Regions from separate parts of the Homo sapiens genome. Here all the other regions are linked to region 7. The links are chromatin loops, found by intact Hi-C in ENCODE. Cell type or tissue: PC-9. All regions are shown on one strand. Links, peaks and the distances in the headings refer to the core of each region. The heading gives the core; the rest is flanking DNA. Region 1 overlaps SLCO3A1 (solute carrier organic anion transporter family member 3A1). Region 2 overlaps SV2B (synaptic vesicle glycoprotein 2B). Region 3 has its middle 73 kb from the start of CRAT37. Region 4 has its middle 150 kb from the start of SLCO3A1. Region 5 overlaps SLCO3A1 (solute carrier organic anion transporter family member 3A1). Region 6 overlaps SLCO3A1 (solute carrier organic anion transporter family member 3A1). Region 7 overlaps SLCO3A1 (solute carrier organic anion transporter family member 3A1).

The links. Hi-C counts contacts between places; a loop is a spot of excess contacts. Peaks named below come from ENCODE experiments on the same cell type or tissue, not always from the same donor. Only the 100,000 strongest peaks of a DNase experiment are listed, where the experiment ranks them.
Region 1: a loop joins it to region 7, with 5 times the contacts of the local background. A loop is called at or near these places in 60 of 110 quality-filtered maps.
Region 2: a loop joins it to region 7, with 13 times the contacts of the local background. A loop is called at or near these places in 23 of 110 quality-filtered maps.
Region 3: it touches region 7 in a loop (11-fold over the local background); 7 of 110 quality-filtered maps call a loop at or near these places.
Region 4: a loop joins it to region 7, with 8 times the contacts of the local background. A loop is called at or near these places in 20 of 110 quality-filtered maps.
Region 5: it touches region 7 in a loop (5-fold over the local background); 45 of 110 quality-filtered maps call a loop at or near these places.
Region 6: a loop joins it to region 7, with 5 times the contacts of the local background. A loop is called at or near these places in 6 of 110 quality-filtered maps.

Annotation. Positions count from the first base shown.
Region 1 is chr15:91,865,201-91,869,774 of GRCh38, forward strand. All of the region lies in intron 1 of SLCO3A1 (solute carrier organic anion transporter family member 3A1), which reads left to right. Among named protein-coding and RNA genes, the nearest start is that of SLCO3A1, 14 kb to the left of the region's middle. RefSeq lists an enhancer at 2,519-2,813. In PC-9, for the core only: no CTCF peak of the experiment used is centred there; DNase peaks (open chromatin) are centred at 941, 1,471 and 2,621; H3K4me3 peaks cover 430 bases; H3K27ac peaks cover 3,849 bases.
Region 2 is chr15:91,301,178-91,305,751 of GRCh38, forward strand. SV2B (synaptic vesicle glycoprotein 2B) reads left to right here. Exons shown (of 13, transcript NM_001323032.3): 13 at 1-1,388. Among named protein-coding and RNA genes, the nearest start is that of CRAT37, 160 kb to the right of the region's middle. In PC-9, for the core only: CTCF peaks have their summits at 1,868 (motif pointing right) and 2,069; a DNase peak (open chromatin) is centred at 1,834.
Region 3 is chr15:91,534,300-91,538,873 of GRCh38, forward strand. No RefSeq gene overlaps it. Among named protein-coding and RNA genes, the nearest start is that of CRAT37, 73 kb to the left of the region's middle. In PC-9, for the core only: no CTCF peak of the experiment used is centred there; a DNase peak (open chromatin) is centred at 2,632; H3K4me3 peaks cover 334 bases; H3K27ac peaks cover 3,265 bases.
Region 4 is chr15:91,703,906-91,708,479 of GRCh38, forward strand. No RefSeq gene overlaps it. Among named protein-coding and RNA genes, the nearest start is that of SLCO3A1, 150 kb to the right of the region's middle. In PC-9, for the core only: CTCF peaks have their summits at 2,707 (motif pointing right) and 2,906; a DNase peak (open chromatin) is centred at 2,646.
Region 5 is chr15:92,067,270-92,071,843 of GRCh38, forward strand. The region is part of intron 2 of SLCO3A1 (solute carrier organic anion transporter family member 3A1); the gene reads left to right. Among named protein-coding and RNA genes, the nearest start is that of SLCO3A1, 220 kb to the left of the region's middle. In PC-9, for the core only: no CTCF peak of the experiment used is centred there; a DNase peak (open chromatin) is centred at 2,522; H3K4me3 peaks cover 935 bases; H3K27ac peaks cover 2,768 bases.
Region 6 is chr15:91,888,400-91,892,973 of GRCh38, forward strand. All of the region lies in intron 1 of SLCO3A1 (solute carrier organic anion transporter family member 3A1), which reads left to right. Among named protein-coding and RNA genes, the nearest start is that of SLCO3A1, 37 kb to the left of the region's middle. In PC-9, for the core only: no CTCF peak of the experiment used is centred there; a DNase peak (open chromatin) is centred at 2,382; H3K27ac peaks cover 2,495 bases.
Region 7 is chr15:91,940,363-91,944,936 of GRCh38, forward strand. All of the region lies in intron 2 of SLCO3A1 (solute carrier organic anion transporter family member 3A1), which reads left to right. Among named protein-coding and RNA genes, the nearest start is that of SLCO3A1, 89 kb to the left of the region's middle. In PC-9, for the core only: CTCF peaks have their summits at 2,071 (motif pointing right) and 2,270 (motif pointing left); DNase peaks (open chromatin) are centred at 539, 869, 2,469 and 2,859; H3K4me3 peaks cover 3,237 bases; H3K27ac peaks cover 4,000 bases.

The sequences.
Region 1 (4,574 bases), core at 380-4,379, 75 kb before region 7:
AGGAATAAGTGGGGACTTGACATTTTATTTAAACTTTTCCTTTTGTAGAGTTCGTAGGACAGTAGGATTATTCCCTAACATTTTCAATATCTCAGATGCTAGACCAAAATTGGGTCATATTATAAGTGAGAAAGTGACTTTCACAGTTTATCTGTTGGTGAGGTGGACATGGGCTTGGAGGGGAGAGGGTGGATGAGATGGTAGGCATTTCAGAAGGAAAAAACCAGGTCTATTCATTAACTAGGGCTGCTGTAACAAATTACCACAAACTGGGTGGCTTGAAACAAATTTTTTGTCTGACAGTCCTGCAGGCCAGAAGTCTGAAATCAGGGCATCAGCAGGGCCGTGCTCCCTCCTAGACCCTGCGTAGAACCCTTCCTTGCCTCTTCATGGCATGTGGGGGTGGCCAAGGGTCCTTGGATTCCTTGGCTCGCAGCTGCATCACTCCCATCTCTGCCTTTGCTGTCACATGGTGTTTCCCCCGCGTCTCTCTCTCTTCTTCTTCTAAGGACACCGGTCACATTGGATTAGGGCTCACCCTAATGACCTCATGTGACTAGCTTACATCTGCTAAGTCCTCGTTTCCAAATTAGGTCACATTCACAGGCACTAAGAGTTAGGACTTCAGTTTATCTTTTTGGGGAAAACAAATCAATTCATAACACCAGAGAAGAAAAGAGCAAAGGATCCTAAAACAGTCTGTGTGTACAAAGAAAACAAAGGCAAACTCTGTCTTCTTAAGTGTTTGGGTGAGGTAGGAGGATTGTTGGATATTCGTAAGAGAGTCGTTCATACCCAAAGATATCATTTCAATCTTCACAGAAATGCGGACAGTCCCTGTTTCCTTTCTGTAAGAAGGTAACCATGTTACTCTCTGGGGTGGTGGTGATTAGACTTGCAGGAATGAACCTAGTTGGATGATTCGTTAGCTTCAAACACATCATTTTCTCTTCCTGGGCCTAGCCGAATGCTGGGATTGGACTGATAGTCATGTCATTTGATTAAGGAGAATGCATGTAAAAAAAAATCCTAGACAGATATGTGGGTGAGGAATATGTGTTTGTGTATTTACTGTGTGTATGTACATAGGTACTCATCCATGTTCCCATCCCTCACACCCAGGATTCCTTAGCAGGAATCAGGGCTGGTAAAATCTGCAGCTGGCTCTGTCTCCTTCCTGAAGCCCTATCCGATTCAGTGAGACCAAAAGAGACTTTATCACTGTGCGCTGTGCCAGCCAGTCTCAGATTTGGCCAGGTATGTATTAAGTTAGCACCAGACATCTGCATTCTAATCTCATCCATCTCTGTGGTTTTTTTGGTGGGGGTAGGAGTGATATGGTTCCCAGAATTTCTCTGCACAGGCTCCTTTTTTTAAAAAAAAAAAAAAAAGAAAAAAAAAATGTCAGCTTGATCTCTGCCAAACTAATTAACTTCGACAACTTCCTTAAGTGCTGCGAGCAATATAGAGTTGAGTAAGGCATGTTCTTGGCCCTCATGGAGTTGATTTATCGTGGGGGGGGAGATGACATGTTTATAATTTTTTCATTAATGACTCATTCATTAGGACGTTTCAGGTCCTGGGCCAGGTGGCAGCCAAGCCCTCTGGAAGCCTCATGTCTGGTCTAGTTGTATTACAATAGACCAGACTAAAAATAGAAGCAAAGCATTGGGCCAGGGTGGGAGATGGGCCTGGGTAGACTGGTCGGAGATATAAAATAATTTTCTCAACCTTGGTTGGGGATAGATCCGAGGGTAGCAAGATGTCAAGTGGAACCGTTGGTGAGAGGCTGGCTGCGGAGAGTCATTGGAGGCAGCATGTGATTGGAAACCTGGGATGGAGAAGGGGAGGGCTGGAAACCCAGGGCCACAGCCGGGCTGGGGCATGTCAGGGCTGGCACTGTGGAGTGCCACTCCAGTTAGCAGCGCGGAGGCTGTCGGCATCTCTCTCGGCCAAGCTTGGATCCCTCTGCCCCTGCTCCCCTGCTTTGAAGTGGTGTGGTGAAATGTGGCTGGAAGTCAGTCTGCTAGCCTGTGGAGGGACCTTCATCCAGGGCATGCTCAGACTCAGCTAGAAGCAAGCACAGCTTCCTCGCATGCTGAGGCCAAGGGGCTGAAGGATGCAGAATGCTTCTTGTACTGGAATGCTGTGCTCACCAGTATGGGTGCCACATGGGAGGGGGGCAAATATAGGGTCCTGGGCCTGAGGACAAAATGACACCTCTGTATTAAACCTCTCTTTTGCATATGTACAAATTAGATTCTTGCAAGATGAGCTAACATTAGGAAAGGTCCTATTATATTTGACTTTTTTTTTTTTTTTAAATAAAACCACTTTTGCTTGGCCTCGGATGTATCAGTTCTGGATAACTTTAAAGCTGGTAACAGAACAAACTGTGTTCACACACAGGAAATGTCTCCAAACAAAAAGTGGGTGTGCAGTTTACAGTTTAAAAATTGGATGAAGGCCCTTCAAACTTCCCCTCCTGTTCTCCTTGGGAAGAGCTTGGCAGGCTGCTGAGAGAGGCCACTCCTCCCTGGAATAGGTAGTCACCGGGGCCTGGGAAGGAAGGTAGCCTGTGAGTGGAGCTGCCTGGTGACTGGGCGGAGGCCCCGGGTGTTCTGGGGGCTGGGAGGCCTGTGGAGGTTTCCTTTCAGCTTCAAGGACTGTGTGAAAGGTTGTGTGAGTCAGGTCAGGAAGCATTTCTGCGCTGTTGCTCCAAGCCTGTGGCCGGCCGATCCAAGCGCTGGCTGAGCTAGCTGGAAAGCTCTGTGAGCATCCTATGTCTGTGTCTTTATCTATTCATCGCCTGGCTCTAGTGCTAGCTTCAACTTCAAGTTCGTGCTTTTTTTTTAAATTTTTTTTTGAGGGGATGGAGTCTCGCTCTGTCGCCCAGGCTGGAGTGCATTGGTGGGATCTCGGCTCGCTGCAACCTCTGCCTCCTGGGTTCAAGTAGTTCTCCCGCCTCAGCCTCTCTAGTAGCTGGGATTACAGGAGTGCACTACCACGCCCAGCAGATTTTTGTATTTTTAGTAGAGTTGGGGTTTCGCCATGTTGGCCAGGCTAGTCTCGAACTCCTGACCTGAGGTGATCCACCTGGCTCGGCCTCACAAAGTGCTGGGATTACAGGCATGAACCACCACACCCAGCCGGCTTTTTTTTTTTTTTTTTTTTAATATAAAGACTTTACTGTTTTACTTATTACACAAGGAATATATGTGGTGTTGACAATTTGGAAAATACAAATAAACATAGATAACATAAAAAAAAATCCATAATTCAGAGAACCTGGAGATAAACTGTAAACATTTTGGCGTGAGTCCTTTAAGTCTCTCTCCGTCTACCTGCATTGATGCGTGACTTCCAGGCCCACACGGTGGTAAAGGATGTGGGCTTTGGGGTCTTTGAAGTCCATGTCTGGGGCTGGTTAGTCTTGTGTGGCTTTGGGCATTTAGCTTTCCCTCTCTAATTCTCAATTTCCTCATCTCTAAGATTGGGATGATATTTATACTTTCAATGATCTTGTGAATACCAAATGAGAGAATCCATCCAAAGTACTCAGCCCGTGCCTCTCTGCAGTATGTGCTACTGTCGTGATTTTTAAAAAGTAATAAAATTGGATCTCACTATAAATTCTGTTTAGGAACCTACTCTTTCCTCTAAATCATTCTCATGGCTTTTCTGTAACATCAGATGTTCTTCTCTGCTGTCATAGTTTCAAATGAAAAATGACCTTATTGTTTTTATAAAACAATACATATTCATCATGAAGAAAAGTTTATATAAAAATGTTTTTAAAAATTCAAAATCCCCCATTCAGAAATAATCATGACTGGTGGTGGGGTTTGAGAAGTGACCGTTAACCGCACCTTCCTCTCTGCCCTCACTCTAGCCCCTTCTAATTAAGAATCCACTGGGAGCCGGGCATGGTAGCTCGTGCCTGTAATCCCAGTACTTTGGAAGGCTGAAGTGGGAGGATCACTTGAGCTCAGGAGTTTGAGACCAGCCTGGGCAACATAGGGAGACCCTGTCTCTACAAAAAATTTAAAAATTAGCTGAGCATGGTGGCTTATGTCTGTAATCCCAGCACTTTGGGAGGCCGAGGTGGGTGGATCAGTTGATGTCAGGAGTTTGAGAACAGCCTGGCCAACATGGTGAAACCCTGTCTGTACTAAAAATAAAAAAATTAGCCAGGCATGGTGGCACATGCCTGTAATCCCAGCTACTCAGGAGGCTGAGGCAGGAAAATTGCTTGAACCCAGGAGGCAGAGGTTGCAATGAGCCAAGATGGCGCCACTGCACTCCAGTCTCTGTCTCAAAGGAAAAAAAAAAAAATTAAAAAATTAGCTGGGTGTGGTGCTGCATGCCACCACCCAGTCTCCCAGATATTTGGGAGACTGAGGTGGGAGGATCACTTGAGACCAGGAGATTGAGGCTGCAGTGAGCCGTAATAGTGCCACTGCACTCCAGCCTGAGTGACAGAGTGAGACACTATTTCAACAACAACAACAAAGAAAGGATCATTTGGGAAGTAGACACCCCAGCCAGCCACAGGGGTTTAAAACATCATCTTG
Region 2 (4,574 bases), core at 160-4,159, 640 kb before region 7:
CAACTGACCAGATAGAGCTTACCGTATGTCCATGTAGAGTTGCTCATATTAGTCTGTAAATAATTCTATGCATAGTGAATGCAGCTTCTGAATTATTAAACTGATGCTATAAATGTGAACTGACAAAACCCACTTTTGGTCTCTCTTCATATTTTTCGTGGTTTCATTTATCTCTCCCTTCAGATGTTTTTCCATCTGACTGTCACTGGATAGTGGAATTGCTCTGATTACCGATGCCTTTTTTGTTCTTTGGTATATTAAAATAGTAGTAACAGTTGATCTGGTGATTGGTGAATACAGTTTAATCTTTAATACCTTGTGATCCAGATATTTAACAAACACACATGAAATTTACTGAATGACAAGAACTGTGATAAAGACTTTTAAAGCCTATCCCCTTTAACCTTCATAATAACCTAATGAGTAAGTGTTATTTTCTTCCCTTTAGAAGTGGGGAAACTGGAACACAGGAAAGTCACTTGTCAAAGGCCAAATAGCTACAGACTGAGTATTCCTTATCCCAAATGTTTGGGACCAGAAGTGTTCTGGATTTCCGGTTTTAAAAGATTTTGGGATATTGGCATTATACCTACCAGCTGAGCATCCCAAGTCTGCACATTTGATATCTAAAATACTCCAGTGAGCTTTTCCTTGGAGTACACGTTGGCGCTCAAAAAGTTTTCAATTTGGGAGCATTTCGGATTTTTGACTTTTGGATTTGGATTTGGAATGCTCAACCTGTTTTCAGAGTCAGAGCCAAGTTCTGAATGCTCATCACCTGGCATATAGTATGGTATAATCACCCCACCAAACCTCTTCCAAAAGAAGCCAGGGTCATCTGCTGCAGATGTTTCTGGGCCACTAGGCCAATATTAACCAAATTATTATAGACACCATCTTAATGTAGAGGATCCCACAAGACTGTGACCTAATAAAACCCTCATTTTCCCTATGCATTGTGACTAACACAGTATTTGATACGTAGTAGGTCTCAATAGATGATGAATAGACCGATGAATGAGCACATGAGTTGAATGGTGAGGAGCAAGTGAAGTGTCATATGTAAAAGAGTTAATTCTCAGATTGATTCAAATGCGGACTTAACACTGCAGCTGTAACTCTGGGTCCGGGTCTTGGTGGCTCCTGCTTTGCTGAGCTTTAAAACTTTAGTAACCTGATGATGGAGAGATCTGGGGGGTGCAGAGGAGGGACCTGGTTCTGGAGTGGTGATGCTGGTTGTCAGAGGGCTGAGGGTGGTGGCCTTTTGCTAACTGGTATGGAAGCATTTCGGTATTTTAACAAGTATGAAAGTAGCTATGTGAATTTGCCAAATAGAAATCTTGGAGGCCAGGTGCAGTGGTTCACACCTGTAATCCCAGCATTTTGGGAAGCCAAGGCAGGTGGATCACTTGAGGTCAGGAGTTCGAGACCAGTCTGGCCAACATCGTGAAACCCCATCTCTTCTAAAAATACAAAACTTAGCTGGGTGTGGTGGCACATGCCTGTGATCCCAGCTACTTGGGAGGCTAGGGCAGGAGCATCTCTTGAACCTGGGAGGTGGAGGTTGCAGTGAGCTGAGATGGTATGTGAGTCTTGGTTGGACACAAGAAAATGCACTCCAGCCTGGGTGACACAGTGAGACTCTGTCTCAAAAAAAAAAAAAAAAAGAAAGAAACTTTAGAAGCCACAAGAGGTCAGCTCCAGTGCAATATCCTCACCTGATGATGTTTTCCAAGCTCCTACCAAGGCTGCTGAGACACATCAGTAATTGAAAAACTTTGTGGAGTTCGGTTTCGTTTCAACCAGGTATACTTTTTTGCTTTATTCCCATATCAACACTAGAGGGCAGTAGCTACCTTGACGATGTAAACCAGGCTTCTCCAAGGTTGGTGAGCCCTCTCTCCCGCCTTTGCCAAGGGGAATGAACGGCTTTTGCGAAGCATGAGTATTGCCCCTCTGTTGTTTACGATGGGTCTGAATGTGGAGATGATTCCAGAAGGCATTTGCTGGAGGGCCTGGGATATCCTTTAACCGTTGATAATATGCTCTTATCTGAAAGATGGAAACTTTCCCATCAACTTTAGAGGAATTGTGGATTCAGCAATCATTTATTAAACATGGGGATGGGGACACCCTTCACCATCTTAGCAGACGACTGGCTTTTAACCCATGCTTATTTAATTAGGACTTCACCATTTACTGTTGCTAGTTAATTTTATATAGGCAAAAACCTCTTGGTGTCCCCTGGGAATCTGTAAGGACAATGTGCTAGGAATGAGAATTCAGAAGGGAGTGTTGGTTTGTGTATTCACAAGGTGTCTACTCAAAGATTGAACTCTTCCATACGTGGGGTGAAAGTTCCTGGCATTAACTATATTAAATAGTCACTGTCCTAGCTGAGCTCAGGGGAGCAGATGTTTTCAGCACAGGATACATGCAAAGGCAGTAAAATGTACTAGGAGAAGTTCGGTTTGGAAGCCCTGAAGTTCTTGACTCCATCCTTCACTTCTGAGATCTAGGGAAAGGCTGTGAGAGCCTGTGCTGGTTGCTTAACCTCATTTTCCTTATCTTTAAAACAGAAGCGGCAGACACAATGGCTGTAGGGTCTCTCCAAGTTTTGATTTCTACAGTAAGAACAATATCACTTGGGAATGCATATAAAGCAAGACACAGAAATAGAGTTTCCTGTATGTGAGTCTTGGTTGGTCACAAGAAAGGGAGTGCGTGCCCTGTGAGCTCTGTTTCGTTTGGAGATACTTGACAGGGTGCACCGTGCTTTGATTACTCCTCGCCAGTGCTTTCCACAGAGGGAGCGAGAGGCAGGTGATCTGCCAGTGTAATATGAAAGGCAATCTAGGCTCAAGGCTAGCTTAAAGGGAAAAGGAAAAGGAGGTATCCACAGGGAAAATGGGGTTAGTTTTATATTCAAATCTCACCTGAGATGCCAACAAAGTAATGACAGAAAACTGCATGTAGCTACATCAGTGGAGGCTAAAAGAAGATAATCAGAGATACTAGGAAGCAACCTACTGCAGGAGGAGAGAGAGGGGGGAGGGAGGGAGAGAGAGAAAGGGGAGAGAGACAGAGAAAGAGATGAAGAGAGAGAGGGAAGGAAGGACAGAGAGAAAAAAAGAGGGAGAGAGAGAAAAAGACAGAGAAAGAGATGAAGAGAGAGAGGGAAGGAAGGACAGAGAGAAAAAAAGAGGGAGAGAGAGAGAAAAAGAGAAAGTAGAGAGAGAGGGAGAGAAAGAGGAAGGGAGAAAGAGAGATGGAGAGAGAGAGAAAAAGTGAGAGAAAGAAGGAGAGAGGGAGGGAGAAGAAGGGAGAGGGAGAGAAAAAGAGAGGGAGAGAGAGAAAAGAGAAAGGGAGAAAGAGAGGGAAGGAGAGAGAGAAAAAGAGGGAGGAGGAAGGACGGGGGAGAGGCGGAGAGGAGAGAAGGAGAGAGGGAGAGAGAGAGGGGGGGATAGGGGGAGACGGGGACACTGGGAGAGGGGAGAGGAAAAGAGATAGGGAGATTGACTCATGGTTGGAAGGTCCTGGGTTTAAATCCTGGCTCCACATGGGTAAGCGTGGGCAGGTGAGGGAGCTCCCTGAGCCTCTTTTTTTCTCACCTGTTGTTCATAAACGTGAGTTGCCTCTCCTGTCCTTCTTTTTCCTTGAATCTACAGTTCTAAGGAAAAAAAAGTGTTTCATGTTTCATGCATTCAATAAAACTTTTTCCCCTGGAGCTGAATAAGTAGAAAAGGCACCAGAAAGCGTAGCGAAAGAACGAGGATACTCTAAGTCTGGCTTGAAGGGACTGGACCATTTCCAGAGTGTTCCACAGCCAAACATGAGCACACAGAGAAAGCAGACCAGAAAAGACAGACAAATGACGGACCTGGAAATTATCTTCATGTGAGTCCTGGTGTGTTTCCTGAAATGGACCTTCCTGGCATTTGTTTGCATGACAGAATTCTTTTTCGCTGGAGTGGAAGAGACACCAAATAGCAATGGTGATGATGTGGAAGGATCACCTTCACGTGACCTTGTGGGGGGTAGTTATATCAATGTGGTGAACCAGGGCAGGTAGAAGAACATGGAAAAAACACATGCAAATGTTTGTCACTCCTTGTGAACTTTCAGAAATAACCAGGTGAAACTCCTAATGGAATTAGAAATCCTTTATGAATAGCCAGGGAAAAACACTAGGAAGCACAGGTGATTCCTGTAAGTGAGACCTAGTTTCTAGGAGACCACACGCTACGTAAAGAATGAAGGCAATTGGAATTTCTTCCATGGAATAGAGATGTAGGGAGACTGAGTGAAGTTTAGCAGAAATGATGCCTCTTTCAAAATTTTGTTTTTCAGGTCTCATTGAGTCTGAGTTAATACGTGAGACACCAATAGGCTGGTTTAGAATTACATGTCTTCATGATTTCATCTTTATGTATTTACTTTTTGGGGTTGCCTCATATTAAAGAACTTCAACTTCATCATTTTGTTAAAGAAACTTCAGCAAGCAAAAACATAGACTATCCACTAATCTTGCATAAAAAATCAATATTGCATTTGCATCGACTTCTCAGATCTAA
Region 3 (4,574 bases), core at 362-4,361, 410 kb before region 7:
AAGATAAAAGTTTATGTCTTCTTAAATGTAAAATGAGTCCCAGGACACGGAGCACAATATTGGTACTGGCATCAGGGGCCCAGGCTTCCGCAGCTGGAAATCCTATTCATAAAAAGGAGAGGGAGAATGGTCAGCAGGCAGCTAGCAGTCTGTGCTATGTGTGGATCCAGTATTGTGTCTTCCTCTTCAGCCCTGATTGTCTGTTTTCATGCTATGTTGCCTCTTCCAGTAGAAAGAAAGAGAGAAGCTCTCAGATTGGCCATACCCAGTGAAACACTTTTGATCTACTAAATATATGTTCATTCCAACAGAAAGGCATGAAATTTATTAATATAAGCATTGTACTAAATGCATTACATGTTACCAATATTGATATTATATGTATTTATATGATCACATAACCAATATTTTTCACTCCTATTTGCAGTTTCAGGGTTAGTTCTTCCACGAGGTCCTTTTTAGCATTGATATTCTCTGAATCCAAGTAGCTATAAAATGCGTCAACAGCCCTTTTTCCTCCTGACTAGCAATCTGTGAACTTGGCCACTCTGCTTAGCAAGTCAACTTGAAAAAAAATCACAGCAACTTAAGAAGGTGGGCCTGATTCTCTAAGAAACCGCAGCCATCTGAGGATATAGGCCACTTTATGCAATGATACTATTCTGCTCTTCGTTTCTCATGAGGAGGGGCCCAAGAAGGATATTCCCAATTGGTAAGACTGATGTGTGCAGGAAGAAAAAACCAACCACTAAATCGGGGTTGGAAGTGAGAAGAAAGGAACTAAAATTTTATGTCTGCTTAATAAATGCCCACTATTTTTACCCTGTGAATTAGGTATTTGTTATCTCCGCCTTGAAGGTAAGGACATGAGGTTGCACAAGGTTGAGTAATGTTCCCATATCTTTACCACTAGCAAGCAGTCACTCCACTATTAGAACCTAGTTCTGTTTTCCTCCAAGTCCTGTGCAATTTCTTCCATGTAAAAAAAAAAAAAAAAAAAAAAAAAAGGCTGGCTAACTAAACACTTTATGAAAAATCCATACAATGTGGTCATGGGGTAAATCCAAAAAGCAAGCACTAGGAAAACCAGCATATAATATTTTACTTATAATATAGACCTATACTTGTGTGAAAAGTGCAGCCAAACGACTGGAGATAAGTAAGCCATTTTCTTAACAAGAGTTGCCTCTTGGCACTGGGCTTACCCAGTGGTTTCTCTGGAACTGGCTAGCAAGAGACTATTGTTAAATATTTAGAAATGTTGAGAGCTAGTTGTTAAGCTGTTGGTAGCTTCAAATTGAACACAACTGAAGTATTTACACCGTGGAAACTGGCAAAGGCTATATAACCCAGGCTCCCTCCCTACTGCCCCAAAAGCCAGCTTACAAGCATATTACTCACTTTTCAGGCTTTCCATGCTTTGGGTATTGTGTTTTGTATTTACCCCTTTCTACTATAGCATAAATTAGCTCATGACCAAGAAAATAATAAATCCAGCAATGAATTAAGAAAGAGCAAAATGAAACTAAACTAAACTTAAATGAAACTAAACTAAATTAGCTTCCAGAAAACCTGTAGATGATCTGAACTGGCTCTCCCCCATTCTTGCTGCTACGGTCTAAATGTTTGTGTCCTCCAGAAATTCATATGTTGAAATCCTAACTCCCAGTGTGATGGTATTAGAAGGTTGGGCTTTTGAGAGGTAATTAGGTTATGAGGGTGGAGCCTCATGAATGGGATTAGTGTCCATATTGTGTCTCTGGGCCACAGAAGCCGCAGAGAGCTGCCTTGCTCCTTCTACCATGGTAGGTCACAGCACGAAGGTGTCATCTGTTAACCAGGAAACAGATCTTCACCAGATGCTGAATGTGCTGGCATCTTGCTCTTGGACTTCCCAGCTACCAGAACTGTGAGAAATAATAGTTTTTGTTTATAAGCCACCCAGTGTATGGTATTTTGTCATAGCAGCCCAAATGGACTAAGCCACTTGCTATTTTCTTTGAACTCAGAGTTGGCTGTTGGGTCAAAGAAAGACATGAAGCTTCGTATGTGTTCTCAGGGTGCAGCACCCTGCTGGTCTCTGCCTTAGGGAATGTGTGTCATCAGCCTAAATAAAGGAGAACAGCTGTATGTGCAAGGATGTGGGTCACATGGCACATTTTCCCAGAGTTCTTTTTGGAAACTGAGCCATCCTTTGGTCACAGGTGGTCTTACAGTAACTTGGGTGGCTTACAATTTCTTTATTGCTTTGCTTCATTCTATAAATCTAACTCCAAGGAGGACAAATGCTAGATTTAATAGGATATGTAAGATATAATTAACCTCCTCAGCCTGCTCATAGAAGATGAACAGTGAAGTTGAATTTCTCTGCCTGAGCACTGCAGAGGCAGAAAAAGACCACCTCCCTGCAACCTGTACATATGTGGTTATACTTCGCAGGTGCACACCGCACATACCATTAGGCACATGAAATTAGAGACACACTCAACAAAGTGCTCTATTCACCTGCCACAGTCTTGACATCAATATCATTATGAGCACATAGCTTTGATGGGGGTGAGCCGAGACTGTAATAAGACACCTATTGCAACTGTGGAGTAATATGATAAGCAGACCAGATAAAACAGGCAGCTTTCAATCCAAAGTCCAGAAGGGCACACAGAGACTTTTTTTTAGTCTCTTGCCTGTCTGGTCTGCTGAGTCATGGTCCTAACTTCTGTTGTTGGAAAAGGGAGCTTTGTATCAAATTATCCTTCACCCAGGGAGGCAAAACAGCCCCGTTTGTCCTGGCAAATTTCCTCCTGTTTGAGTCACTGAAATTAAACATTGAAAAGACCTATTATTTCCTCTGTCCATCCTCGGGGGAGTGATATAAAACAGATTCTTATATTCATTGCCTCTGTTTCTTCCTCCATCTGATTCTAATTAAAATAGCTGAGAAAATATCTATGGCCTAATTCGGAACCAGCAGAGCATAAGAATGATGGCTGTGCCAAATCAAATCAAGCAATATTTATTGAATAGCTCCACTCTTTGTCGAAATTCTTCTTAGCAGTTCTACTTCCTCAGCTAACTCACTGTATCCAAAATAGCATAGCTTACTGATTTGGGTAAATAAATAAATAAATAAATAAATAAATAAATAAATAAATGTAATAACAGATGCTATTTGTTGATCATATGTTTTGTGCCTGCTATTAGGCTATGTGTGTTATATTCATTATCATTTAATTTCCTCTGCCTGAAGCGTAGCTATTATTCTCCCATACTATAAATGAGGAAACAGAGACTCTGAGGAGTTGAGTAGCATGGTAACTAACACCATGTCCCTTCGCGGGTCATTCGTAGTCAGAATTCACCAAAGGCACCCTTCTAATACCTTGCCATGATGTTTCTCCACACTAACTTCTTTATCAAGATGATTGGATCCACTCCTCCATCTTATTTTCAAAAATAAATTTGAAAATTTCATATGCAGTTTTGGTGAGAGAAATGGAAAGACAAAAATCCGTGGAGAAAGGAGCAATTTGTGAAATATTCAATCCAGCTCGCACTAAACATCACAAAAGAGAAATGCACACTCTTTTGTGCATTTGAGTCAACTTTGAGTTAGTACATCGGCCTTAGAGATTTAATGCACAGTAGCCCCTTGCACACTGAAAAGGCTGGGAGGAATTAGGTGTCAGCCTTCCAAGACTGCGGCGCTTACCTGAATCATACAATGCCAGAGCTCATATGTCTAGCCATTTTCACTGGAAACGAACATAACAATCTGTCCCTTTATATGTAATTGCCTCTATTATAGCATGATGTTTCAAGCAGAGCTCCACAGAGAGAAAGGGGAAATAAAACACTTTGTTTACACCCCTGGCAAACAAAAATGCTTTCCAAACATTAGCTTTGTTCTTCCCGTTAAACACATATTTTACAGCAAATTCTTCTTGTAAGTTGTTTTCTCCAACGTGCAGGTCAATAAATGCTCTCATTATGGAATTCATCAGAGGATGATTTGTTGAGACATTAATCCAATTCAGCAGAGTCTCCTGAACAATCTCCTAATGTTTACAGACTCTTACTTTTTTTAAATTTCATGATCAAAAGAGTGTAGCAAATGCTACATATTTATTATGCTCTTTCTTTCTGTGTGCCAAAGGTTAATCACACAGTAAGTCTGAAGGCTCCATTTCCCTGATTCCTTTCAACTTTGAGTTAGTACATTGGCCTTAGAGATTTAAATCAACATCTCTCAATTGGAATTACCCCCCAAATTCCATCTGAGCTTTTTTGATTGCACAGCCTTTTTGCTGAAATCAATGACAAACATGACCTCGAGATGAGCTGCAAAGAACTCTGTAGGAAAGATTGGTCAAGACACTTTTTAGAGCAAAACATCTTCAAATTTAAATTCTATGAATTAAGCACCTACTAGGGAAATATATCTACTGAGTACTTTCTCATGCTCCAAATATTTTCAAGATCTCTCACAGATATCATTTTCATTTCTATGTATGGTATATTACTACACCTTATTGTTCAGAAAAGAAAACTGATTGAAAGGTTATGTGATAGGCAGA
Region 4 (4,574 bases), core at 314-4,313, 240 kb before region 7:
TATTATTAGCAGTTACCATATTGCATTATCATTCTTGCTTTATTGCATTGCTCTCTGTAGACTGTGATTATCTCCAGGGCAGCGACTCTTATTGTATAGAAGTTATATTATAGACCTTTATATCCAGAGTAAGTGGATTACCGTGTAGCAGATGCCCAGTAAATGTACAGATGATGAATGAAAACATGAATGAACAAATAAATAGGACCAACCCATGATCTGCCTTTCAACTATTTTAAATCACCTATTCTAATCATAGATGTATCAGGGTTTGATTTTTAAAAACAGAATCAAAATGAGTAATACAGAATGAGAGAATGAGAGATTTACTATTATGAGAATTAGACCTTAAAAAACTGTGAAAACTTATTAAGCAGTCTATGTAAAGCTATTTCTTCTATATTTGAGGTTAGAGCTGAAGTCAACAGTGGAATAAATCAGAAAGAAAAGATGGACACGAAACAGAGGAAGCAAGGACAAACTGGAACCCATGAGAATGAATCTGGACATACTTTTGTTTCCAACCTCAATGATGCAGGTCATACTGGTGCCTTTTACCAGGGAGTTGTATGTATACCTTGGCCAAGATTCAGAGAAGTTGACGAAGGAAATCCTGCACAAGCTGAAGGAGAGGTAGGCTTGGCAGCGGCACTATGCCAAGATCATGAGTGACGACAGTGCCTAATGATATGACTCTTAACTTCCAAAACTGGGACATATTTCTGTCTTGGCCAACCCCAACCAGGGCTCACTGAACAGGGAAGGGAATTCCAGAAAATGTAGTTCTAGCTTAGCCAGGTCGACACTGCACAAAGCCACCACAAGAAATATACTATCAGTAGCCCACCTGAAGTGAGACCTGAGACTCATTTTGAAATTTAAGTTTTCATCTGTTAGTGCCCATCCAAATGAGGAAGAAGAAAATGGAAAAAAGGATCCATAGAATGAAGTCACCAAGATGGGTGTAGTAGATTGTATTATTGGCTCCAATTTCTCATCCCTCTCTGCTTTCACAGCTTTAATGGCCTCATTGTGGGCAGGTTGTATTTTCGTGAGCCTTGACTTTGGGCTTGGCCATGACATTTACATCAGCCAATAACACAGTGAATGGTTTCGAGCCTAGTCCTTAAGAGGATGCACATGTTTCACCCACCTTCTGGCTCTTTTGCCATCTCTGGGAGAACATGCCCAGGATAGCCTGCTGGTCCTAGGAGAAGTATCAGAAGCACGTGGAGCAGAGCCACACCAGCCCTGTTGCAGATCCATGAGCAATGACAATTCATGGTTGTTTTAAGCTCTGTGCTTTGGAGTTGTTTGTTACACAACAATAATTAATATAACTCAAAGCAGACAGAGGAAGGGACTAGTTGGAGGCCTCGCTCTGAACAGCCAAAGCTTAGCATTTGCAGAAGTATCAGTAACAACAGTTCTGTGTCTAAGCCTTTGCAATTGGTTTTTGTGCGATGAGCCATGTGGAGTAGGAAGTGCAGTTCTTGGGGGAATGAAAGTATCTCTGTCGTGGGCCATCTCTAGACACTGGTGACTGCACAGCTGCTGCATAAGCAGCTTCTTCTGATGGCTCCCCATCACCTCCAGGATAAATGTCAAATGCCTCAAAGAACGTGTAAGATTCTTTTATGACCTGGCCTCCTCTTATCTTCAGAGACCTCTCTGTAGCCCCCCCTATTGTTAATCCTCTTTCACACCATAGAGTTCTCCTTGCCTGGAATGTTCTCGCTGTTCTACCTAGCAAGCTACTGCTTGTTCTTCAGAAGCTACCACAGATGTGCCATTTTATCTGCAGATTGCCCACTCTTTAACTACTTCAAGCCCCCTAACCCACCCTTGGGCAGAGTTATGGCTCCTCCAAGTACTGTCTTGGCTGTGTTGCTGCCTCCTCTATTAAATTATGACCTCTTGTAGGCAGGAACTATACCTCCTTCACTGCTACATCCTGTAGCATTTAACCAAGGAGCCTGGCCCTCCCCTGGAAAGGTAAGCAGTAGATCATAGCTATTGAGATTCAGCTGCTAAGATACTTTTCTAGAGGACAAAAGATTTTCTCTACTGAGGCAGATACTGTTATCAGAAAAGGTGACCTACTAGGGTTTTGTTGATAGTCACTGGATGCCAAGGCAGAGATATGGAGTTCTCACTTCTTTTTAGAAAGGAGGTCAGCTGAGAATAAGAGAAGATTCTGAAACTTAAAATATACCTAAAAATCTCAAACATATAAGATGACTAAATTCCTATCTAATGAAAAAATAGCTTAACAGCACCCTATGTTAAATGGGCCACTTAAATAGATGCTGACAAGAAATGTGCTTATCAAGGCTTTCACTTGGTTTCAGATCCTTCTCTTTCAAATATCTATTTTATTCTTTTTCCAGAATTCTGACTCATTTCCCAAACACTGCTCCTTAAGCTTTCAACCCTTAAAAAAGCTGAAGCAATGTTTTTTTCCTTCCTAAATTGACATTAGAGTAGTCAAAGCAACGTTTTGGCAAGAAAGCATTGGGGCCATCTCTTCTTTCAGTTTCGGATTTGGCAGAAGGAAGTGCTGTCTCTCCTTGAGCTTCAGGCTCTTGCCCTTATCTAGGCTTAATCATCTCCCACTTCAAGGGGCAGCCTTACACCATATCCAGAAGTGTCAATTCTCTGAGCTCTCTGAAAGTCACACATCCACTTGGTGTTTGAATAGGCACTACCAACAGAGGGCGCCAGACGGAGACTGTGCGGCTGCAAGAGAGATGAGTAACTTGCTCCTTTGTTTCCTTCCAGCTTGTGACAGTCTCCTTCACCTTGCTATCTTCCCCTCCGCAGCAGCGGTTTCTTCCTGTGGCAACAGCTGAAACTAGTTTTTTCACTATTTGCAAAAAGCAGCTGATTGCTCTCTTCCAGCCCCATAGAGCCCAGCTGCAACCAAGCAACAAGGCCCCTGAAGGATCTGAGTTTCAATTCACAGGATTCCTCCTCGGAGTTTCTACGTTTAAAAAAACTTAAGATCTTCCCTTTGTTCCTCCAACCCTGGAGGAGGTTGCCACTTCTGCTGTTCTGACACCTTGAAACCTTTGTCTTTTTTTTTTACCCTCACTTAACTAGATAACTATTTCATACCCAGATAATAATTCTTTTATTTTTATTCTTTAAGTTCTGGGGTACATGTGCAGAACGTGCAGGTTTGCTACATAGGTATACACATGCCATGGTGTTTTGCTGCACCCATCAACCCGTCACCTACATTAGGTATTTCTCCTAATGCTATTCCTCCCCTAGCTCCCCACCCCTTGACAGGCCCCGGTGTATGATATTCCCCTCCCTGTGTCCGTGTGTTATCATTGTTCAACTCCCACTTATAAGTGAGAACGTGCAGTGTTTGGTTTTCTGTTCCTGTGTTAGTTTGCTGAGAATGATGGTTTCCAGCTTTATCCATGTCCCTGCAAAGGACATGAACTCATCCTTTTTTAGGGCTGCATAGTATTCCATGGTGTATGTTCCAAATCGTGAGTGAACTCCCATTCACAATTGCTACAAAGAGAATAAAATACCTAGGAATACAATTTACAAGGGATCTGAAGGACCTCTTCGAGGGGAACTACAAACCAGTACCCAGGAAATAAGAGAGGACACAAACAAATGGAAAAACATTCCATGCTCATGGATAGGAAGAATCAATATCGTGAAAATGGCCATACTGCCCAAAGTAATTTACAGATTCAATGTTACCCCCTTCAAGCTACCATTGACTTTTTTCACAGAATTAGATATAATTCTTGATGTTAAATTCTCTCTGTTAAAATAACTGGTGTGCTTTTTGTCTCCTTATTATACGCTGACTGACACAGGTTGAAGTCTGAAAATATTTCAGCTGCCTGTTGTCTCCACTATAGGGCTTCATAGGGTACCAATGTCCTTGTTAGGATGCTCTGACTGGCAGGACCCCTGGGCTTTCCTGCAGAGCCCTGCATCACTCCTCTTGTAGTGTTTTCATACTCCTCACCCAGTGTCTTAGCTCAAACTGCTACAGAAATATATCATGGCCTGGATGATTTAAACAACAGAAATGTATTTCTCACACTTCTGGAGGCTGGTACTACAAGATTTGGTTTCTTGAGAGGTGAGAGCTCACTTCCTCAAGACTTCCTTACTGTATCCTCACATGGTAGAGAGAAAAAGAGCCAGCAAACTCTCTTTTATCTCTTCTTATAAGAACACTGATTCCATCATGGAGTTTCCACCCTTATGACCCCATCTAAACCTAATTATCTCCCAAAGGCCCCATTTCCAAACAGCATCGCACTGAGAGTTGGGGCTTCAACATAGGGGGTGGTGCATAATTCAGCCCATAGCACTCAGTCACCACTCAGCCCCGATTCTGCCTCTGGAAGTTCCATGCTCAAGTACCCAACACCTGCCCTTGTATCATAGTTCACAGCCTAGGCTTCTGCTCTGGTCTTCCTCAAGATTTTCCAAACCCCTAAGCCTATGTTAACTATATTAACAACTGGTTCTCGTAGGGGGAAAAGTTCTGTTTTGAAGCTTTTCCAAATTTCTGTGGTGTGTTAATACTCCTA
Region 5 (4,574 bases), core at 419-4,418, 130 kb after region 7:
TTCCTAGTGATGCCCCAGTGAGGCCAAGTTCGATCCCCTCCTCCCTCTGCTTCCCGTGTGGTTTCTTCAGCCTGGGCTGCCTTGCCCTCACCTCAGCCCTCACGTAGGTCATGTAGCCTACATCCCCGAGGGAGAAGTGAGACTATTCTTACAGCATAGGAAAGTTGACTACGGGAATGACATTAAGAGACTGAACTGGAATCTTTTATCTTTGTCTACTCGTCTTCCTCCTAACACAAATGCACTAGACTTCTTACACATTCACAATCAGGAGAAGTACATGCATGATATAGTAAAGCCATTAACCTGGTGTCAAGTGTTATCAATTGGGTCATTAAATAAGACTCATTAAGCATCGTCTAACTGCAAGTAGATGGTGCTGCACCTTTTGGAACTGGATGTCTAGAGCCAGAAGCGTCAGTGCAGACTACTCTTTGTGGTTTCCCTTGTAGCTACTAGCCGGCTTGGAAGGAATCACACCTATGTTAGTCCTTTTGGGCTCCTGTAACAGAATACCATAAACTGGGCAGCATATAAACAACAGAAATGTATTTGTCATGGTTCTGCAGGCGGGGACGTCCAAGATCAAGACACTTGCAGATTCAGTGTCTCGTGAGGATCAGCTTCTTGATTCATAGACGGCCACCTTCTTACTGTGTCCTCTTCTGCGGGAAGGGGTGAGGCAGCTCCCTGGAGCCTCTTTTTTAAGGGCACTCACCCTATTCATGAGGGCTTCACCCTCATGACCTGATCACCTCGCAAGGACCCCACCTCTTGATACCATTACCCTGGGTATTAGGATTTCAACATGAATTTGGCAAGTAAGAGTGCACAAACGTTCAGACCATAGCAGTACTTGGCCAGGCTACCTCCTAATAATACTGCCAAGCGAAATCAGATGGTGCAGGCGTGATAGAGCGGCACGAAGCTATTTGTGTCTTTCATAATTAGCATGTTTTGAAGGAAAACTTAGCTGTGATAGAGTTAGAAATTAGACTTTTCTGCTCAGCAAATTAGCTCTCAGATTGCAAACCACGTGAGTCCATTCCCCCACCCCCACCTTACTCCCACTTTCAGAGATGAATCAGATGGTTTACTCTGTTCTACTTTCCTCTTCAGAAAAGGGAAGCAGAATCCAAACCTAATTAAGACAGCGTTTCAGCGCTATAACTAAATTCATTCATAGCCCAACCACACTGGGATGCATGAGCTTCCTCTGGCCACTTCATATTGCAAACCTGGTTCAAATAATTATCATTCATCATTTACTCTCAAGTTTAAGTTTCTAGAGAAATTTTTAAAAATTAACCCTGCTCTTCTCATGCTTGCTGGGGCCACAACGCTCCAGTCACTTTGATCAAGACAGCACAGAGGCCTCATACTAAAGCAAGCCTCTGAACATGCTCCTTATTAATTAACAGCTGCAGGCATTTGGAATGTTCTGTCCGAATGGTGTTAACAGCCTCATCCCTTTGGTGGCCAGAACTAGAAAGCAGAAAGATCCCAAGTGAAGCTCCTCTTTTGAGCTACCTGCTAGCTCCCACCACTCACGCAGGCTTTGGACTCACCTGCCCTGTCACTCACAGCTGTGTGACACTGGACATTCAGAACCTCTCTGTGCCTCATTCGCCCCACCTGTAACACGCTGGGTCACACAACTCCTTCACACGGTGATGATTCCTAGAGATTCATGAATATTTGGAGATTCCTACTCTGTGCTAGGCACTGTGCTGGGCGATAGGGAGACAAAGAGAAATAAGACCGAGGTTCTTCCCCTCAATAACTCCATGCTCCAAATCAGTGCTTCTCATTCAAGGGCTCCCCCCGCCCCCCCCCCGCCACCCCCCACTCCCCCCAGGGGACATTTGCCAATAGCTGGAGATAATTTTGGTTGTCATGATGGGAGATAGAGGGTGCTACCAGGATCTAACAGGCAGGTGCCTGGGATGCTGCTGAACATCCTACAATGCCCAGAACAGCCCCATGCCAGGAATTACTCACTTTGTCATGTCAGTAGTGCTGAGGTTGAGGAACCCTGATCTAACAGACCAATCCAGATAGATACGCAGATAATTTCAGTGCAGTGTGATAGGAGTTACGAGAATTAAATAAAATATTTTATGTACAGGGGCCAAGACTTGGTAGTTCTCACTGAAAGGTCATGCCCTTCATGCAGTGACCTGCTTCTGCAAGGACTTATGTTGGTAGCAAACAGCCAGAGAAAGAAGGCAGTCTTTGCATTCACTACGCAAGGGAGGTGTCACTCCAGGTGACCTAAACCTGGCTTGTGTGATCCAGTCCTGCCTCTTGCTTCCAGCTCTGTCAAAATCCCTGCCCGTCTACAGGTTACCAGGACCTTGGGGGCAGAGGGATCCCAGAATGAGAGCTGGACCTGCTGGGGGAGGAGGCAACCTTCAGCATTGAGTATTCCTTTGCACTTGCCCTTCCCTCTCATCTGAACACTCCCATCCCTCACTCGAGCTCTGCTGGGGAAAATGATGAATGAGTCACGAAGTGAATCACTGGGGAAAGCCCTCCCCGGGAGCTGTGGCTGAGAACCCACCCAGGCGACATAACTTCCTGGTTCCTTTCTTGCCTCTCCCCACAAAAGATTAAAAATAAAACGGGAAATAGTTAAGATGACTTGCTGCAGTAACTTTTATACTTTTATAATAAGAAAGTGAAAATGTTTAAAGAAGCCAAACTGGTAGGCTACCCGAATTAGGTCGAGCACGATGAAGACTCTATTCTGTTGCGTTGGCATCAGGCTCGTTCAGAACCGACTGCTTCAAGCAAGTCATTCTCCCAAAGAGGCGGAGGCAGGGTGGAAAGAAAACGTGAGCCTAAATTGAAATATCCAGGGCCTTAAGAAATCACTCACGCTCTCTGAGCATCTCGAAGTTTCCTGGCTTTCAAAATGGGTTTGATGGCACCTCGTACCATTGTTTGGAGGGTAAAGGAGTTCAGGCATGTGAAGGGACTTCGAAAGTTAAACAGCCTTGTACAATTATTGCTAAATGTTGGGGACAGGATAATAGCATTGTAGCTTTGTTTTCATCTTTCAAAAACATGTCTTGAAATAATTACGGAGGGTCGGGTGCGGTGGCTTACGCCTGTAATCGCAGCACTTTGGGAGGCCAAGGTGGGCAGATCACCTGAGGTTAGGAACTCGAGACCAGCCTGGCCCACATGGGGAAACCCCATCTCTACTAATAATACAAAAATTAGCCAGGTGGGATGACGCATGCCTGTAATCCCAGCTACTCAGGAGGCTGAGGCAGGAGAATTGCTTGAACCCCAGGAGGTGGAGGTTGCAGTGACCCAAGATCAGGCCACTACACTCCAGTCTGGGTGACAGAGCAACACTCTAGACTTTTTTTTTTTTTTTTTTTGAGACAGAGTTATGGAGGAAATGATATTCGGGATTTGCTTTAACATAAGGATGGAGGAGTGGGAGGGGGCAGAGATGGAACCCTGACTGTGAGTTGATGATGGTTGTGACTAGTGAGAGGTATCTGTGCCTTCATTCTTCTAGTCTATTCTCTCTACTTTTAAATTTGAATTTCCACCATTTAAAAACATCTGTTAGATATTTTAGGTATACTGAACTATATACTTAAAAATGGTTAAGATGGTAAATTTTATGTTATGGACATTTTATCACAATTAAATATATATATACACATCCCTCTTTTAAAGTCAGTAATTGAGATCAGCAATATATATGAGGCACAAGGAACACAGAAAAGCAATCATATGAGAGGGAAAAAGAGAAAGCCAGGATTAAAGGGGCATAGCTCTTTTGCCCCCTTTTCTGGGAATTTGTTAAGTACAACCACTGAAAGAAGCAGGACTCTCCCTGGCTGGAGGACTAGAGAGTGAGCAGGAACTTTGGCCAGGACGTTGGAAATACCCTCCTGGGGGCACGTGACCTGAGATGGTTGAGGAGCGGTTGGGTGCTGCATGCATGCGAGGCCGGTGCCTGCCAGGGAGCGTGAGGATGAAGACAGGTTGCCCAAGCCTGGAGAGGCCCACTGTCTGCAGGGCAAGCATTCAGAGAGCACACCAGCACACCATCCTCGCATTTGGCAGCGAGCAAGGCAAATGAAGACACAGGACAGTGTGGAGGGCTCTGCATGCTGGGCTGTAGTTTGGACTTGGAAACAGATGAAATGAAAGCTGTAGTCACTTCCCTTTTTGCCTTTTAAAAAATATATGTTCAGGGGAAAAAACACACGTCAGAAATGGAGTCATTTGAAGCTAAGTGTCACCCATCTCGGAATAATTGTCCGCCAGCACTAGATTTTACAAAGTGATTGGTGGCACAGAGCACTCTTCCTGATGGACAACACTGGCCCGGCAGTGTAGGAGGGAACGCAGGCCACTGGCAGAGCAGCAGAGTCTGGGGTGGGCCGTGGCCTCTCCTCTGGCCCCAGTTCTTCAGTCGTGACACCTGGGGATATGTCCTTTCATCTCTTGGGCTCTCTGCATCCCCACCTTGAAGGGAGGACTGGATGGAATCCAAAGACTGATCACAGGCGGCTGTGTCTGTGTTTGCAGTTGTTCCTGGCAGG
Region 6 (4,574 bases), core at 398-4,397, 52 kb before region 7:
TTTCAGTCATGCAATCCAGTTATACAAATGACATATGCATAACTATTTGATTTTAACAAGCAGTTAGCTAAAGTGTTTAGTGTGACTCTAGAATTAAACTCCTTGGATTCCAGTCCCTTATACCAGGTTCAGAATAGTCCTAGGCATATGAAATCTCAATTTTTTTTCCTACAAAGTGGCTTAGTGATAGCACTTATCTTGTAGGAGATTAGCAGGATTAACCTGTAAAAGTGCTTAACATACTACCTGCTATGTAATAAATGTTTAATTAAAATTACTTGTATTAATGTTAGCAGTAGCTGGCTGGGTACAGTGGCTCATACCTGTAATCTTAGTGCTTTGGAAGACAGAGATGGAAAGATCATTTGAGGCCAGTAGTTAGATACCAGCTTGGGCAACATAGTGAGACCCCATCTCTACAAAAAAACAAAACAAAACAAAACAAAAAAAACAACACCAATTAGCTGGGCAATGTGGCACACACCTGTAGCTCTAGCTGCTCAGGAGGCTGGGGTGGGCGGATCGCTTGAGCCCAGGAGCATAAGGTTTCGGGGAGCTGTGATCATGCTATTGCAGTCCAGCCTGGGTAACAAGAGTGAGACTGTCTCTAAAAAAAAAAAAGAAAAGAAAAACCAAAAAAAAAAAACCTACAATTATTACTAGCTAACATATAGCTAACATTTGTGTACTTGTTATTACAGAATAAATATATTCCAGCTAAGTGGACGTGGATGGTTTTCTGCATAAACTCTTATTGTTCCTTGACTGATGTCATAACACTGGAGATGCATGCTCCTTAGATGAATGTAAGTTCTAAAATTGTTGCCAGGAAAGGACTGTGGGTGGTCCTGCTGGACCTGGAGTGCATTTGCAACACTTTATGGGCTTCATAGCACCTGTAGGCCTCTGCTATCTCCCCTAAGGCTGTTACTCATCACTCAGCACTTATCCTAGCCCTTCAATTTCCCTGGGTCTCTGGTCCAGAGCTCACACTGCCTCTTCTTACATCCCAGGGGTATCTTGACCTTTGGTAGTGGGCAGTAAGATGTGTACATTAGTCTGAGGCTCTGTGCCTTATAAAACACTGTGCTTGCTTGTTCTATGAATTGACTGATCTGGAAGCTCTGTAAGGTAGGCTCATTGCAAATGCAATTGCTGTTCGCTTAGTGTCATATATAGCATAATTATTGCACCTAGAATATGCTTGTATTGTCTGCATAACTGTAGGGTGGATCTGGTCTTGCTCTCTTATAAGAAAAGAGACAGGCCTTGTTCTCTACATGTTCCTTTAGGCAGTTTGCCCAGGCAAATCAACCAGGCCATTAAGGTGAAAGTATGATAGCTGAATTTTGCTCTTTTTCCATAGGTTGTTTGAATGATTTCATTTTGCATCATTCATAACTGTTGTCATTCTGTGATGTCTAGTTCATAAATACCATTCGCCCTGAGCGATTTTCTGTTACATTTAAGACTAACCTACTTTAAGGGAAAGATAGTCTTTCCTAGTCTAGTCCGCGTATCCTAGACTGAGTTATGCAGTCTGGGAAGCTTGCAGCATTAATTTCTTGCTAGAAACAAAATTTGTTTACATGTCCAATATTCTGCATATAGTTGTGTATTTTACTCATTTATGACTATAAATATAGAGGCATATCAGCATGTATATTGTGTAAATATGTACACATTTAACATGTGGAATATAGTAGGACTGAGTTTGTGTTTTGCCTTGTGGGCACTCTCAGTAGTTATTTCCCCTCAATATTTTATTATTGAAAAAATTAAGCATAAAACTTGAATTATATAGTTAATACACGTATACCCACTGTCATGATTCTGCAATTAACATTTTGCTATATTTGCTGTATAATTGTTCATCTCTCCATCACCATACTCATCCATTTTCATCTTCTTGCTGTGGTGGTGGTTGTATTTTTAAGTAAGTTGCCTGGTCCCTAATCATGACTATGTGCTCAGCTTGCAGGAAACATATATTATATCCTGGGTCTTCCTGAGCCTTTCCTGAACCTCTCTCTTACAGAGACCTTGATACCTACTCATGACTGCCAGAGCCCTCCCAGTGGCCTCACCCAGAGCTCTATCCCCTATGCCTGGCATTGACAATTCTGATTCTTACTGTGCATTTCAAAGCAAGGATGTTCGAGATGTTGTATCTATCATTTTACTTCCTCCCATGAAGAGACTTAACTGGAATTCTGAGAAAATGCTTTCTGATCCCCATCCCTTAGCACAAGCCAAATAAAGGCTCTTTGTCTTTTAAGGCTCTGATAAATACCAACTCTTAAAGGCAGGTTGATTTAGCCTCTGGTTATTTTCCCCAGAGTTTTCTGGTCTGGGCAGCCTCCCTCACCTTCCAGCCAGCCAATCCAGGTTGACCCTGGAGGAGAAGGAGCTCTCTGCTGGTGTGACTCACTGATGCCTCACTACTGCCCTGGCCAGACTGCGAGGCTCAGAAGAAAGGTAGACATTGCTGGGTGGGGACTGCCCATTCATTTTTAAGTAAAGGCTTTCTCCCTTATGATAATATCACAATAATTGCCACGTAATGTGTGCATTCTGTCAGAAAATAATGGTGAGAAAGTTAAAACTTGGCCCTTCATGCAATTACAGAGAGAAACCGAGTCAAATACTATTTTATTTAACTCATTAATGAGGGAACCAGTGAGTTGGTAAAGCCAGCTCAAAGAAGCTTTTGAGGAACTTGGTATTTATTGGCATTTTGGAAAAAAAAAAAAAAAGAGTGATAGAACAGAACCATTTTTAGGTAAGTGTGGGGGAAATTGTGATGGACCATTCAAATCAGCCACAGGTACCGTAGCTTCAGGAATATTGCCAGCAGAAAGAGCCCAGCTGTCAGCTCCATTTAGGACTACCTTGGCTGAAGACAGCCACCTTGTCTGAAGTCAGGCTTTCTTCCAGGGCAGCCTGCACCCAATGTCTGATCCATGAGCAGATAAAAAGACCAATTCTCTTACCACTGCTTGAATCTCTTGAAGGTCACTTATCCTGTATTCAGAACCTCCCATAGGGTCAGCTAAGCCTTCTGTTGCAACTGCATCCCATCCCCAATTCTCACTCTACCCAGACCTGCTTCTTTTCCTCCCTCTTACGTAGGGGTTCTAGGTTAGCCCCTAGAGTACCCTTGCATAAACTTGAGGCTCACTAGTGTTAATTCCAGGGTCAGCTTCATGGGAAATTCAATCTCTACATATACAAAATTAGTGAATGTCTTACAGGGTAATGTTTCTTTGACTTTGGGGTTTATCTTTTCTACTGTACAGCAATCTGTAAGTTAACACGCAGCTTCACAGTGTTCGTGCCCTTAATATATAGTAAATAGGAAAATCAAACCCAGGTATATTCCTCTGCATCAGGGTTTGGGAAACTTACCACGTAAAGAGCTGTATAGTAAATATTTCAGGCTTTGCAGGCCATACTGTCTCTGTTGCTCTCTCACAACTCAACTCTGCTATAGCCGTGATGGCTACACAAATGGGCATGGCTGTGTTCCAGAGACACTCTACTTAACACAGACAGGTGGTGAATGGGATTTGGCCTTGGGCCATAGTATGTGGACCCCTGTCCTAGATAAATAAGTAATCCTGGGTTGGTCTGTTAAACAATGTTCCAGTATGACATTGAAAGGACAGGCTGCCCCCTCCCCCCAGCTTTGCCCTTTTGACACTTGTAGAATATGATGTGTAATCTCCCCAACAGCCTACAAAGTGCTGATATTACCACTTTGCAAATGAGGAAACAGGCTCAGGAAAGGTCTGTCTTTACTACTTAAGAAGATGATGGTTCTTGAATTGAACCTGGTAGATCTAACCCTGAGGCCCACTCTGTCCCCACTCGTATCGTCCTACCTTCCTCATTCATGGGATGCATTGGAGCAGTGTTTTTCATTACTATTTGGAGAAAAGCGCTAACAAACAGAGCTGGCTGCAGATTCATAGAAGAAAGAGGTACGTGAAGAGTCCCTGCCCAGGCCATGTACCCTGGAATTTTCCCAGAATGGGCAGATTTACCTGTGAACAAGGTAACTGGAATGGAGGTAGGACTTATCCTCTGGCTCCAGAGGAATTTCCCAGCCTGGATAGTATTTTCCTGACCTGCATTTGTGACATGAGTAGGAGGTAAGAACAGCTTATTGTCCATAAAGGCATCCTGGCATGGAGTGGAGCTCTTATCTCAGCTGTGCCACACACTGACTGTGCCAAGCAAGCTCCTTGGTCAGCCTGAGACTCGGTTATCACAGCTAAGAAATGTGGAGGATCTTCCGTCTTACTCAGCTCTCTTTATAAATGTCCTTTAACACGGGGCCTAGATTCCAGTTCTGATTCCATATCTCACCAGCTGCGTGACTACTCCCCAGTAAGTTTCTGAAATCTCTCTGTGCTGAAATTTCCTTGTACGTAAAATGGGGATAATAATAGTATTCCTTTAACATAGCTAATGTCACAATAAAATGAATTAATATCTGTTAAGCTGTTAGAACAATAATCTGGTGCATAGCAGGTGCTATGACAATGTTTTGTTACTGTTATTTTTAGCAC
Region 7 (4,574 bases), core at 326-4,325:
AGACTCCCCCAAGCAGCTTTTATGGAAGAGGGGATCCAGACTCAGGGACATTGGCTTAAAGAGGTTGTAGCCAGTCCCCAGGGGCCACTGACTCCAGACCCAGGTGCATATCACAGTGCCAAGGGGCCTTTCTGTGCTTACAGAAATGAATCAGTTGGCATAGTGAATTTCAAATCAGTGCTTAAACTGATGGCCCTTTTTGTGGTTCAGGAAATTTGTGACAGGGTGATCCAAGAGCACCACTCATCTGGCACCCTCTGTCACTCAAAAAACCCCTGACACACACTCACATGCTCATGTGAGTCGACTGTTTCCTCCTGGCTGTGTTTGTACCAGTGTGCCTGTGAGTATTGATCAGGGTTCAGGGGCATCCTCCACAACCCAGAGAATGAATGCCCTGTGTAAATCCCCCTTTCTATGGGGAGATGTGAGTGAGTGAGTGGTGAATGAGCGAATATTCTGCTTCCTGATTGCTGCCTCTCTGAGCAAGGTGTCTGCCCCCTCCTAACCACCCCAGCATTTCTGGAAACCCTTGAGAACATTCCACTTGGGAGCTGCTAAATGTTAATGAGGGATCAGGTCAAGAGGGGCCCCCTTGACCTTTGCCCTTGGGCTTTGCCACCCTGCCGTTTTAGGAGGGTGATTTATTGAAGTGAAGGTAGAGGGAGTGGGTGGAAAGGAAATCACCCTTTAAAATTTATGACCATTTTCTCTGACATTAACGTGCAAGCCTCTGGCCGTGCAATTAGAGGTTGTTAGGCAGCTACAATGGGAAATTAATTCTGTAGGCTCCCTTGCCTGGTTGTGGGCAGCACTGCTCCAGGGCAGGTGGAAAGTAGGCTTGTTTCACTGGCCTGGCCGGAAGGTTGTAGTGTTCTCCTGAGAAGGGAATGTGAGCTGGTTTAGGTGTGTTGGGGCAGGGCGGGGCTCGGCTGGGGGGTGGGAGAGAGACACTGAATCAGTGCATGAGTGACCAGCTAGGACTGAGCCCAAAGACCTGAGATTCCCTGGGAGGCTGTGGGGTCTGCCACCCAGCAGATCTGTGTCACGGGAGTGGCGCTGTCACTCGTTGAGGTGGTGGCCTGGTTCCTTTGGCCTTAGGGAAGGACAAACTTCAACTCTGAGCCTTGATTGAGTGACCTTGGCCAAGTTACCTAGCTTTTCTGAGCCTCACTTTCTTGGCAATTAGATGAACCAGAGGTTTATTTCACTCAGTAAGTAATCTTTTCTCTTCCTTCGTCTTGGAGGTTTTGAAGCTTCTAATCTCCCATGGGTTTTGTACTTTTTCTTACTCGGGATGTTTGTTTCTCTTTGTCTTTAAAAAAATTATTTTTCCTCCTTTTTAATTTTTATGTTTAAAATATCTTCTATTCATTAACCTTCATGGAGCTTGTCTGTGTGCAACTTCATCTGAGAGCGCTCAGGCTTCCCTCTCTCCTCTGCCCAATGCAGTGCTTTGCATACTGTAGGAGCTGCATAAATGCCACTGGCTTATGGGCATCTGCAGTTCTGAGAGTGAGGGCTGGGGGCTGGTCTTAGGAGGGCAGCTCTCAGGCTACAAATGGGGGCTTGCACCAGCGTACTGGCTGAGGACTGCCTGCCTTTGAGCTAGGTCTTACCCATCCACGACAAAAATGAGAGAACAGTACAAGGTGGAGAGTTTGTCATAAGCTTAATTTATTCAATTTAGAGTCTTGTTCTTTATTCTAGACAATGCCACCACCTACTGTTTTGCTGTTTAAATGTACCTAATTTTAGGAAATCATAATTTTGGATCACGGCAGCTTTTCTTATTAAAATTTTACTTGTAGAAATAAAAAGGTGGCACCTCTGTCATTTACCCCTCAATATTTTATATTTGACTCTTCTGTGAAATCCAAAAATGTAGCAACTGCTGAACCCCACAATGTCTGATCTATAGCAGGCATTTCAGAGCCTCCAGGACTTGATTAGATATTGTTACACAGTGGTGATATGAGAACACACACCTGTCCATCGTTGAGATTTTGTTTTATGTATATTCCTATAGCTGTGCAGGTAAAACATGCCATTTAGCAGTGCTACTATGGCACAACTGCAGGGGGCACCATGTAGAGACCGTAGTTGGATGTGGCCTGGAGTTGTGTGTCAGTGGCCATCCCTCTTAGATTGACGATGCCCAGGCTCACTGGTTTTCAAACTTTGTTTTGCAACAGAACTCTGCTGGAAATGTATGTTTGTTTGTTTGTTTGTTTGTTTCGAGACCGAGTCTTGCTCTGTCGACCAGGCTGGATTGCAGTGGCCCAATCTCAGCTCACTGCAACCTCCACCTCCTGGGTGAAGGTAATTCCCAAGAAGCTGGAATTACAGGCGTGCACCACCACGCCCGGCTAATTTTTGAAAAGAGATGGGGTTTCTCCATGTTGGCCAGCCTGGTCTCAAATTCCTGACCTAAAGTGATCAGGTCACTGATCACTCCTCCCAAGGAGCTGGAATTACAGGCATGAGCCACCACACCCAGCCCTTTGCTGGAAATCTTAAGGGGAGTTCCCCTATTGATCAGACAGAGCAGAACTGCTCTGCCCGAGTGGGCGTGGGGCCCAGGGCCCAGCCGTTTGACCTCGTTCTGCCTCCCTTTCTCTCCTAAAAGCATCTCCCTTGACCTTCTGTCCTTGTAATTAATTCAGGTCTCCACAGAGCACACTGAAAACCTCAGGTCTAGTCTCATTTCCATTTTATAGAAATTGATGGTAAAAGACACATAGCATAAAACGTAGCATCTTACCCATTTGTAAGTGTGCAGCCTAGTAGTGTTAAGGACACTCCCAGTGTTGTGCAATCTCCAGAATGTTTCGTGTTGCAAAACCGAAACTGCACTCATTAAACAACTCCCCATTCCCCCTCCCCTCAGCCCTTGGCAACCACCAGTGTGCTTCCTTCTGTCTCTGTGAGTCTTGCTATCCTAGTTACCTCCTGGAAGTGGAACCCTACAGTATCTGTCCTTTTGTGACTGGTTTACTTCACTTAGTATCATGTCCTCAAGGTTCATCCAAGTTGTAGCCTGTGTCAGAATTTCCTTCCTTTTTAAGGCAGAATCATATTTCATTGTAGGTGTAAACCATATTTTGTTTATCCATTCATCTGCTATGGACACTAGGATTGCTTGCACCTATGGCTGCTGTGAATTAATGCTGCTATGAACCATAGGTGTGCAAAATGTCTTTTGAGTTCCTGCTTTTAATTCTCTTGCTTACACCCAGAAATGGAAATGCTGGATTATATGGTAATTCCATGTTTAATTTTTCGAGGAACCGCCATACTGTTTTTCATACCCAGTGCATAATTTTCATGTCTCATTGTTGATAAAATAGAGGTGACTAGGAGGCTCCAGGAAGAAGCCAGAGCCCCAGAGGACACAGAATGGCCTGGGAATGTATTCCCTCCATCTGTGCTAGGTCATGATTTGGGCATCGCTGGCTTCCTCTCCCCAGAGGCCAGCTCTTGCTGGATTCCAATGACCTGGTTCCCTCTTTGTGCCTCTTCAGGGCTACCCTCTGGTGACTGCCTCCCATGTTGCTTGTCTTGGGTGCCTTAGCATCCCTCGGTGGGTCCCTTGGCTCTGCCTTCACTTCTGTCAATAGACCTCCATTAGCTGCTCTTCATTGGAAACTTTTGAGCGTGCCATTTGCTACCTGCACATCTTGTCTGATATAATTACTAGCAGGATGACCTTGGGCACATTGCACAACCTCACTGTACCTCAGTTTCCTTCATCTATAAACTGCCTCCCTAGGGTTGCTGATGTATGTTGATCTATTACAAAGGACTGAAAACAGCCACTGGCACATAGGAAGCCCTCACGTAAGTGTTCACCATTATTTGTATGATTACCATATCCCTGTGCAAGGTCCCTCCTAAGATGTAAGCTGCCTTAGGTCTCCAGGGCTCCCCCTTTGGAATGTGAGCCCCTTACAGATTCAGTACCTGATTTCTGGGCTTCGAGGCAAGACAGACATGGCCAAGGGGAGAAAAGCAGTATTGGAAGGATGCTCCCAGACCTATCCACCAAAGTGAGACAAAGCATTGGGTGAACCCTCTTCTCAGTACCAGCTTCACAGAATAGTAAGCAGCTGCAGCGTGGGGCTCAGAGTGGCTTTGGCTTCTGTGCTTACTTAGCAAGTGATCCGTCACAAGTCCTGCCAGCTCCCTTTGGAACTCTGTCACCCCGCTCAGCCATGGACAAGCAGACAGCCACGGATATTATGACAATGCAAGTCCTGGAGGGTTTGCATCTCTGATATGGAGGAGTCAGAGTAATCCTTCCCACTCTCCCCCGAGATGCTTTTCAAAGAGGAGCCTGCTTTGAGTTCTGAACATCTGAGTCTTTCACGAAGGAATGTGGAGAAATCGAGGGGGCTTTTCTTCCCTGCAGAACTGATGATGGCCATCCAGAGGGGGAAAGGCACGAGCAGGCTCCCTCTCTCTCTCTTTCTCTCCCCCTCTTTTTTTGGGTGCAACAGAAACCTTGCACTTCCCTTAAGCTTTCTGTAGTACATGTTAAGATTCCTCTGCCACGCCCAAATTTCAACTTTTCT